Regions from separate parts of the Mus musculus genome. Here regions 1 and 2 are each linked to region 3. The links are chromatin loops, found by intact Hi-C in ENCODE. Cell type or tissue: left cerebral cortex. All regions are shown on one strand. Region 1 overlaps St7 (suppression of tumorigenicity 7). Region 2 overlaps St7 (suppression of tumorigenicity 7). Region 3 overlaps St7 (suppression of tumorigenicity 7).

What was found. Hi-C counts contacts between places; a loop is a spot of excess contacts. Peaks named below come from ENCODE experiments on the same cell type or tissue, not always from the same donor. Only the 100,000 strongest peaks of a DNase experiment are listed, where the experiment ranks them.
Region 1: it touches region 3 in a loop (3-fold over the local background); 4 of 42 quality-filtered maps call a loop at or near these places.
Region 2: a loop joins it to region 3, with 2.2 times the contacts of the local background. A loop is called at or near these places in 5 of 42 quality-filtered maps.

Annotation. Positions count from the first base shown.
Region 1 is chr6:17,833,384-17,835,883 of GRCm38, forward strand. It overlaps St7 (suppression of tumorigenicity 7), which reads left to right. Exons shown (of 16, transcript NM_001289624.1): 3 at 1,234-1,393. The region is part of intron 1 of Gm52894 (a long non-coding RNA gene); the gene reads right to left. Among named protein-coding and RNA genes, the nearest start is that of Gm52894, 6.4 kb to the right of the region's middle. In left cerebral cortex, a CTCF peak has its summit at 1,307 (motif pointing left); a DNase peak (open chromatin) is centred at 1,318.
Region 2 is chr6:17,827,361-17,829,860 of GRCm38, forward strand. The region is part of intron 2 of St7 (suppression of tumorigenicity 7); the gene reads left to right. It overlaps Gm52894 (a long non-coding RNA gene), which reads right to left. Exons shown (of 4, transcript XR_003956410.1): 2 at 1,717-1,829. Among named protein-coding and RNA genes, the nearest start is that of Gm52894, 12 kb to the right of the region's middle. In left cerebral cortex, no CTCF peak of the experiment used is centred here; a DNase peak (open chromatin) is centred at 1,182.
Region 3 is chr6:17,747,737-17,750,236 of GRCm38, forward strand. The region is part of intron 1 of St7 (suppression of tumorigenicity 7); the gene reads left to right. Among named protein-coding and RNA genes, the nearest start is that of Gm52895, 13 kb to the right of the region's middle. In left cerebral cortex, a CTCF peak has its summit at 1,476; DNase peaks (open chromatin) are centred at 1,454, 1,879 and 2,042; H3K4me3 peaks cover 1,517 bases; H3K27ac peaks cover 1,475 bases.

The DNA of each region.
Region 1 (2,500 bases), 86 kb after region 3:
CCAAGCTGTCCTGGAACTCTTGGCAGTCCTTTTGGCCCAGTCTCTCTATTTATCACTGAAATTATAAATGTGAGTCATACTTGGCCTTTTACTTGTTTGAGTCAGGGTCTCACTGTTCTTGAACCTATGACCTATGTCCTTCAGCCTCCCGAATGAGGGCATGCAATTAAGGCCTGGGACACCTTGTTTTGCTAGTAGCTATTTGTAAGGTCCTTCTCTTGAATGATGTATTACTAGGGAAGAATAAACTAGTAAGATGGGGAAGGGAGAAAACGATGTGTAGAGCAACATGGAATTGTGGTGGGTAGCAGTGAGGTGGAGGTGGGCATGAGGAGGTGGGCACAGCGGGTGTGGAGGTGGGCATGGGGAGGCACTCACTTTCCCAGGCTCAGGATCCTCTGCCTTCAGCTAGTCATACAAGTGTGACTGGTTTTTCTTTCATTAAGGAAAGCCATCCCTGCTCTCTTTGGAATTAAGAGTACATGGTCATCAGTAGACTTGGAAAACGGAGCACTGATGATTGCAGCAAATGCTTGCTGTGCTGCCCTCAGCAGCAAGAGGACTGGGACGCACGTTCAGGGCCTGAGCGCCATCCATGCTGACTACTGCTTTTATGTTTTTCTTTCTAAGACTAGATGTCACCACGTTACTCAGGTTGACTTGGAACTCCTGTGCTCCAGTGATCCTCCTGCCTCAGTCTCTCAAGCAGCATGCCATTAGGTCTGACTCCCCCATTTTGTTTGCCTGATTTCTTGAAAAAAAGTCTTACTTTTACAGTTAAAATATTCTTTACTTAAAAATCTTATTTAAAATTACTTAAAGTTGTGGGTAGGATTTACAAAAAATATAAAGTGTCAAGAATTAAAACATTTCAGAAGGTAGATTTTGGGAAAACTGGTATTCATGTGTATTTCTAGAGTTGTCTTTCAGCTAAGATGTTTTTGTTATTTGAGTATTATATTAACTTTGAGAAAAATAATTTGGAATGCACCTTAACAATATTCTTTTATCTATCACTATATTTATTGATTCTTTTAAAAACCACTCTTCCAGCAGAGAAAAACCATTTTAACTAAATAATATTGGTATTTAGTTACTAAAATCTATTACAGTTAGACCAATTTAAACATTTTTCAAAGGCGGATAGAAAAAGTAAACATATATTAAGGGAATGTATCCTGAAATTACAAGTAGAAACTGAGGTCATAAACACACATTATCTTTCTGTTCTAGATATTTGAATGGTGGTATTTTCGCAAGTATGGAACATCTTTCATTGAACAAGTCTCCGTAAGCCACTTGCGCCCCCTTCTGGGAGGGGTTGACAACAACTCTTCCAATAATTCTAATTCCAGTAATGGAGACTCAGATTCCAACAGACAAAGTGTCTCAGGTATGGAACGTCTCTTACAAAATTTTCGTGAAATTAACAAAACTGTTTTAAAAGATTACGTTTCAGAGAAAAACTGTGTTTAAATTTCAAGGGAGGTAAGAAAGCTGTACCAGAGAAGTATCACGCATGCATCCCAGGGACAGAAACTATTCATGCTGTTAACTTTACTTTCGTTCCCATTAGCTTTATCATAACAAATGATAATAGCATTAGTTTTAAAGCAAATGTAGCATAGAGTATAGAGTATTACATAGAGTATCAAGTGCATTAGCTACCTCAGCCATGGCTGCATGTTGAGTCTAACTAATCTCAGTTTGCTGCTTTTTCCCTTTTAAAGGCCCTACTTGTCCTGCCCACTGATGGTGAAGCACACATTCAGGTTCCTCAACACAGCACAAGCTGCTTTTAACCCGGTGTCATCAGACTGCTTTCCTTGTCATCAGTTTACTTTCCTTGCTTGTACCTGACCCACATGTGTTTCTCTTGTTCCCCTGTCGCTCCCCAAATCAAATGCCTTTTCTAATAGACATACTAACCATCTCCATGTTTTTGATCTTTGATAGTTTTCCCTTTAGCAACAATATCAAATAGTGATTGGTGGGCATGTTCTTCTTTTGTAGCCTTCGTAGTGCACCGCACAACCAGCTTCTGCATCTTTGAAAGCCAATAAGCAGATGAGTTCAAACAAGAGGAAAGAATCTATTGCTTCACCAACAGTAAATCCTTCTTAAGTACTGATGGACTTGGTTTCTACTGCTTCTCATGAACTAAAACATGTCTTCCTCTCCCTTGGCCTGTTGGAGGAGATAGCATCAGTGTCCTCACTGCAGTAGAGAAACATTCAGTGCTATGGAAAGCAAGGCAGGTGGCAGTGGGGAGGGATCTCTGGCCTAGCGTTCTGAGAGTTGAGGAATGAAAGGAAGACATTCAGAGCTAGGTTAGTTGTTTTCTTTTCTTCACAACTCAGTCACTTTTCTAACTTCCTAGTCAGGCTGTTAGCAACAAGGAACATTTGTCCCTGATGTTGAGGCAGAGGTTTTTTGTTCGTGCTTTTCCAGCAGAAAGTGAATGGTATTGGGCAGCTCCTAGCGTGTGCTTACCTCATTC
Region 2 (2,500 bases), 80 kb after region 3:
CTCATGCAGTGCCTTGTCAAAGATGGTGGGAGGGTTCTTCAATCCTTGAGGCAGGCACAAATTAGTAAACTCAAAAGCTGTGGAGCAGTAAAGACCTACAAACTAGACCTCCAGAAAAGCCTTGCTCAGCCCTGCCTGCTGAATGTAGATGGGGTGACAGCTAGGCTTTACGTGCCCATTGCTCTGCCATGTCATTCTGCCTTCACTAAAGTGCTGCCTGGGAAGGTGGCTACCAGCACGTTCGAGAACTTAGTATTTTTCATTTTCACAGACTCCCAGAAATGGACCAAGTGCACGTGAAAGAGATGAGTAGGGAGAATGGAAAAGTGAAGCAAAATCCGAAGAAGAGAAAGGAGGCCAGTGGTAGAGTGAAAGACTGCAGTGTTTTCAGGAGGACATAAGGTTTTCTTTCCTATTTGGTCATGAAAATTAGTCAGATGTGGCCAGTTTGGAACACAGACCAACACTTAGCATAACTGAACTATATTTTATTTTTGTGAGCCTTTATTGTCCTCTTCCATTCTAAATTGGAAATGATTTATGTGTTTGGTTTTAGATTATCTTATATATGTGAGTATGTTGCCAGAATTTATGTATATATGTTTACTATGTATGTGTCTACTGCCTTCAGAAGCCAGAAAAGAGTTGAATTGTCTGGAAATGGACCTACAGATGGGTGTGGGCCACTATGTGGCTGCTGGAAACCAAGCCCGGGTCTTCTGCAAGAGTGGTAAATGCTCTTAATTGCTGAGCCATCTCTTCAGCTTCCATATATGTGTCCCGAACACATTTGTTGATACTTAAAGAACAGCAGTTGACTGCACACATAATACAGTGAGTACGTGAAGTGGCTGCATCAGAATTATTTGGGGAGCTTGCTTTAAATTCTGAGGACTGCGTTAATCAGAATCTGTAGAGTATTAAAGGACAGGCACCATCACAGTATGAACTACAGAGCTTGGGACATGTGACACAAGTGAAATCCTTCCCACTCTTTGTGACCCCATGACTACTAGTTGGCCCCAGGAGTCGTCCTTACCTTCAGGCCACAGTAATGAATGCTCCAGTCAGTGTATGTACGTGCAGGTGGGCTTTTGACCTAGAAGAACGCCCCACCTCCCTGCCCCTTTTAGTCTTTGCAGCAGAAGCCAGAAATGGGAGTGGGAGGGTATGAGTGTCATGACGTCCCACACATAGCTGCCACAACTGTTTAAGGAAACAGGTGGCTTCTGAGGGACTGGCTGAGAGTTAGGAAGCAGGAGGCCTGACCCCACACAGTAGCTACACAGTATTTATAAACAAAGCATGCAGACAGTACAAGCTGCTTGTTCTTCCTTTTCCTTTCTTCCTCCCTTCCTTCTAACTCTTCCCTCCTCCCCTCCCTCTCTCCCTCTCTCCTTCTGTCCTTCCTTCTTGTCTTTTTTTTTTTTTTAAACCTTTTTAGTTAATGTCAGTCCTGAGGAGTTATGAGTAAGGGACTTTGAAAGGGCCAGTTGGTATGAAGGAAAAGATACACTTAAGAATTCAAACCAATACTAAAAATAGTTATGGATGTCACTGTAGTGCTTGTTAATTGCCTTGGCTTTATCTCAGATGCTCAGATAATCTTCTTTTGTTAACTAAAGAAAATAATGTGTACACACTTGCACAGGCATACAACACATACACATGTATGTGTGCACACATGCAGATGTGCAGGCACACATGGTAAATTACCTTTCACAGGACTGTGCTTCCTGGAATCTTGGCATCATGCCACTTGGCCATGCGATTTTGTACCTTCAGATTTTCTCTTTTCTTGTTCGTCTCAAAAGTGTGTGTGAGCTTTTCTTTAAAACAAAAACAAAAATCCAAAAATAACATCAACAAAAATAACACCCCCCACTCCAGAACAAAAAAACAAAAAACAAAACAAAATAAAAGCCCCTTAACAATTCTTCTGTTTATTTCGGTCACATGCAGCTAATCCACTGGCCCATCCTTATCAGATATCCATCTGGCATTATAGTCATTCCATTAGCCTTTCCCTTCCCAGGCTGAGGACTCACTCTAACTTGACTATACACACTAGAAAACTGCCCCATAGAATCAAGAAAACCAGCCAAGGACACCCTCTGGTCCTGGCTTTCTAGGTAAGAGTATTTTGATCTTAATCTAGATGGAGTTAATGGCTTCCTAAATGTCACACTCTGTTGATGGTTCGAATTCTCATCCTACTTAATCTGTATTACTCTAGAGATGCTGCTGAGGAGGAGAAAATGTAGTAGAAAGATTAAGGTTTTACAATTAAGAAATGCATAATTTTACATTTTAAATTCTAAACAAGTTATTTGGCAGACAAGAGAAATTCCTCACCTCCCAATATGCCAGGGCCACTAAACTAGGATCTCTAAGAACTATTTTAAAACCTAAATTTGTTTATGAATGCTTCACTGTTTACACTGTTGGTATGCACCAGGGAAATGCATTCAAAGTGACACCAAATAGGTATGCATTAAAT
Region 3 (2,500 bases):
CAAATGAACTCGTGAATGTAGGTGCTAGCAGCGTCTCCTCGTGCAGTCGGTATGAAGATTAAATGGATGGACACATATAGACGTCCAAAATAGTGCCTGACACATAGTAAGCAAAGAAACATTGCGTAATTCTTTTCTGCAACACCAGCTTCGTTCACACTTACTCTTCATAGTCGTCCATAATGGCTTAGCGGTTATGTATGCTAAGACAGTTTACTCTGAACAAATTGTACAGTGAATACAACGAACTGTTGTGTAAGCGGCTAAGATGATGAAACAGAACTACATCTAATAGCCAGAGGAACTACTAAGGCTACTTTTAGGTGGAATTTGCAGTTCTACGTTCTTGCCATAAATTTAATGTTTAAGAGCGGTGTCCATTTTAAGACATTTCTTTGTAAACAAGAGAAATCATTGAAAAAGGTATGCATGCTGAGAATGAGTGGAGGGAGTTTCGAACTCTTGAACTTTCTCCTGTCCATGAGTTTTAAAGTGAAGCATTATGCACGCAGTACCCATTTTGTACATTTCAGAATTTTAAAAGCATTGGAACAAACTTCCGTCTTTGCTTGTGTGGAGTAGGCCACTCTAAAGAAAGTTCACATACTTTTAATATGCGTGTTTTAAAACCAGATTTAGGAGAATAAGACTAAGAGAATGCAGGAAGACTTTTATTTGCTCCGTGAGTCAAGAAGCAAGTTGCTATTATTTTCAATTCTTTTTGTTTGAGCAGATTAAGAAGAAATAGGCTAGTCACAAATTCCCATTTGCCCACAAGTGTACACAGGTGTGTGAGCACAGCCTTACAATACCTGAGTTACTCTGAAAATGACAGAAATTTTCAAAAGGTAAAGTTTAAAATAAGGCAGAAGGAATAAGATGAGAAATATGTGTAGACAAATTTGTGGTTTTCGTATTTGAATAATGTTTGCCAATATGTGAAAGTGTAACCTCTACTATTTGAGACTATTATCTCACTAATGCGTTCATGGGCATGTGAATGTCCCAAACATATGTAGCATGTGTCTTTTCATCTACTTGTAATTAAATAAATGTACAGCCTTAGATGTCAGCCTTCCATAATTTAGAGATAATAATCTGGAGTCCTTCTGAAATTGCTTTTAAATGTAGATCATTTTTCTCATTTCAGATGCTCCTAATTCCCTTGCAAAGCTTTATTTGCTGTAATATAACCGAGAACCCTGATCTGCATGTCATTGTGGTTAGCTGATAGAAGGCCAGTATTTAAATTTCTTTGAGGTCTCTTGCTGAGTGGCGTCACAGGATGAAGAGCTCTTCAGGAGGGGGAATGTGCTTGTGGTTTTTGGTCTTGTGCATTTTGTGACAAAGGAATTCCCTTTTGAATCGCGCTGTTCCCTTGAAACCCTGGAGCCTCTGGTTCAAGCAGCGCAGTCAGTCTGTGCAGTGTCCCTGACGTCATCCGGCGTATGCATAAGCTCTGCTATTGTCTTACCGCTAGAGCAGGGCTGAGGACTGCAGTCTCTGCTGCTGCTCGCAGACCTGCCCTGCGCTAGCTACCTAGCCCTGCCTCACTGCATCCCTCAAGAGCCGCGGCAGCCTTTCCTTGCCTGCTGGATTTTGAGAAGCAGCTCTTCGATTTGGGCTGGTGTAGGAGCCCTGGCTTTCCATTCTCGAGAGAAAGCTGAAGCGCTCAGAGGAGAATCTGGCAGCTGGACATAGCTCGGACTGCATTGTCTGGCTTCATGACCCCTGCTGTGTAGCCGGCTCATCTCTTTGCTCTCAGGAGCACATGCACATCTTACATTTTCCTACTTCCTTTTTCTTTTTCTTTCCCTTCTTCTAATTTTTTTTTAAAGCACCTTCTGGAGCCAGCCATGTTTGGTACTGAATCTTCATGTAAGTAAATGGATCCTACTTTTCTGTTCTATAGAATCTGTGTGCTGTCATGGTTTCGCTGACTTGAGTTCCTGTCACTTTGCCTTAGGTTAGTAATATTTGCATTTGCCTCTAATTACAGAGGAACTGGTCCTGGGGAAGGGACTTCCCTGGAGTGGATTATTCATTCTTAAAGCCAGGGATGTCAATGTGGTCAAAATCAGGCCTCCAAGAGGGAGGAGGCAAGAAGACAGTATCCAGGCGGCCTCTGAGACCCTGCTAATTGATGGGAATCAGGCCGGTCACCAATATATTGTCAGAGGTTCCTAATGTCCTTAAACCCTAAAATAGATGCTAGAGGACTCTGAGATGACAGCATTTAGAAGATAAGGGCTCTTAGGTTTCATCTAAGGAAAGCTAAAGGTGTCTTTATATATCTTCCTCCATATTTTTAACAGAAATACACGAGCAGATGCTACATGTAGATTTACGAAGAACATTAAATAGCGTTTTACTTGAAGACAGTGGTTTTTTGTTGTTGTTGTTGTTGTTTTATTTTGTTTTTTAAAATGGCTTCAATTTTGATACACTGGCTAACATCACAGAACATCGGCATTGTATCAGTTTTAAACTTAACACAATG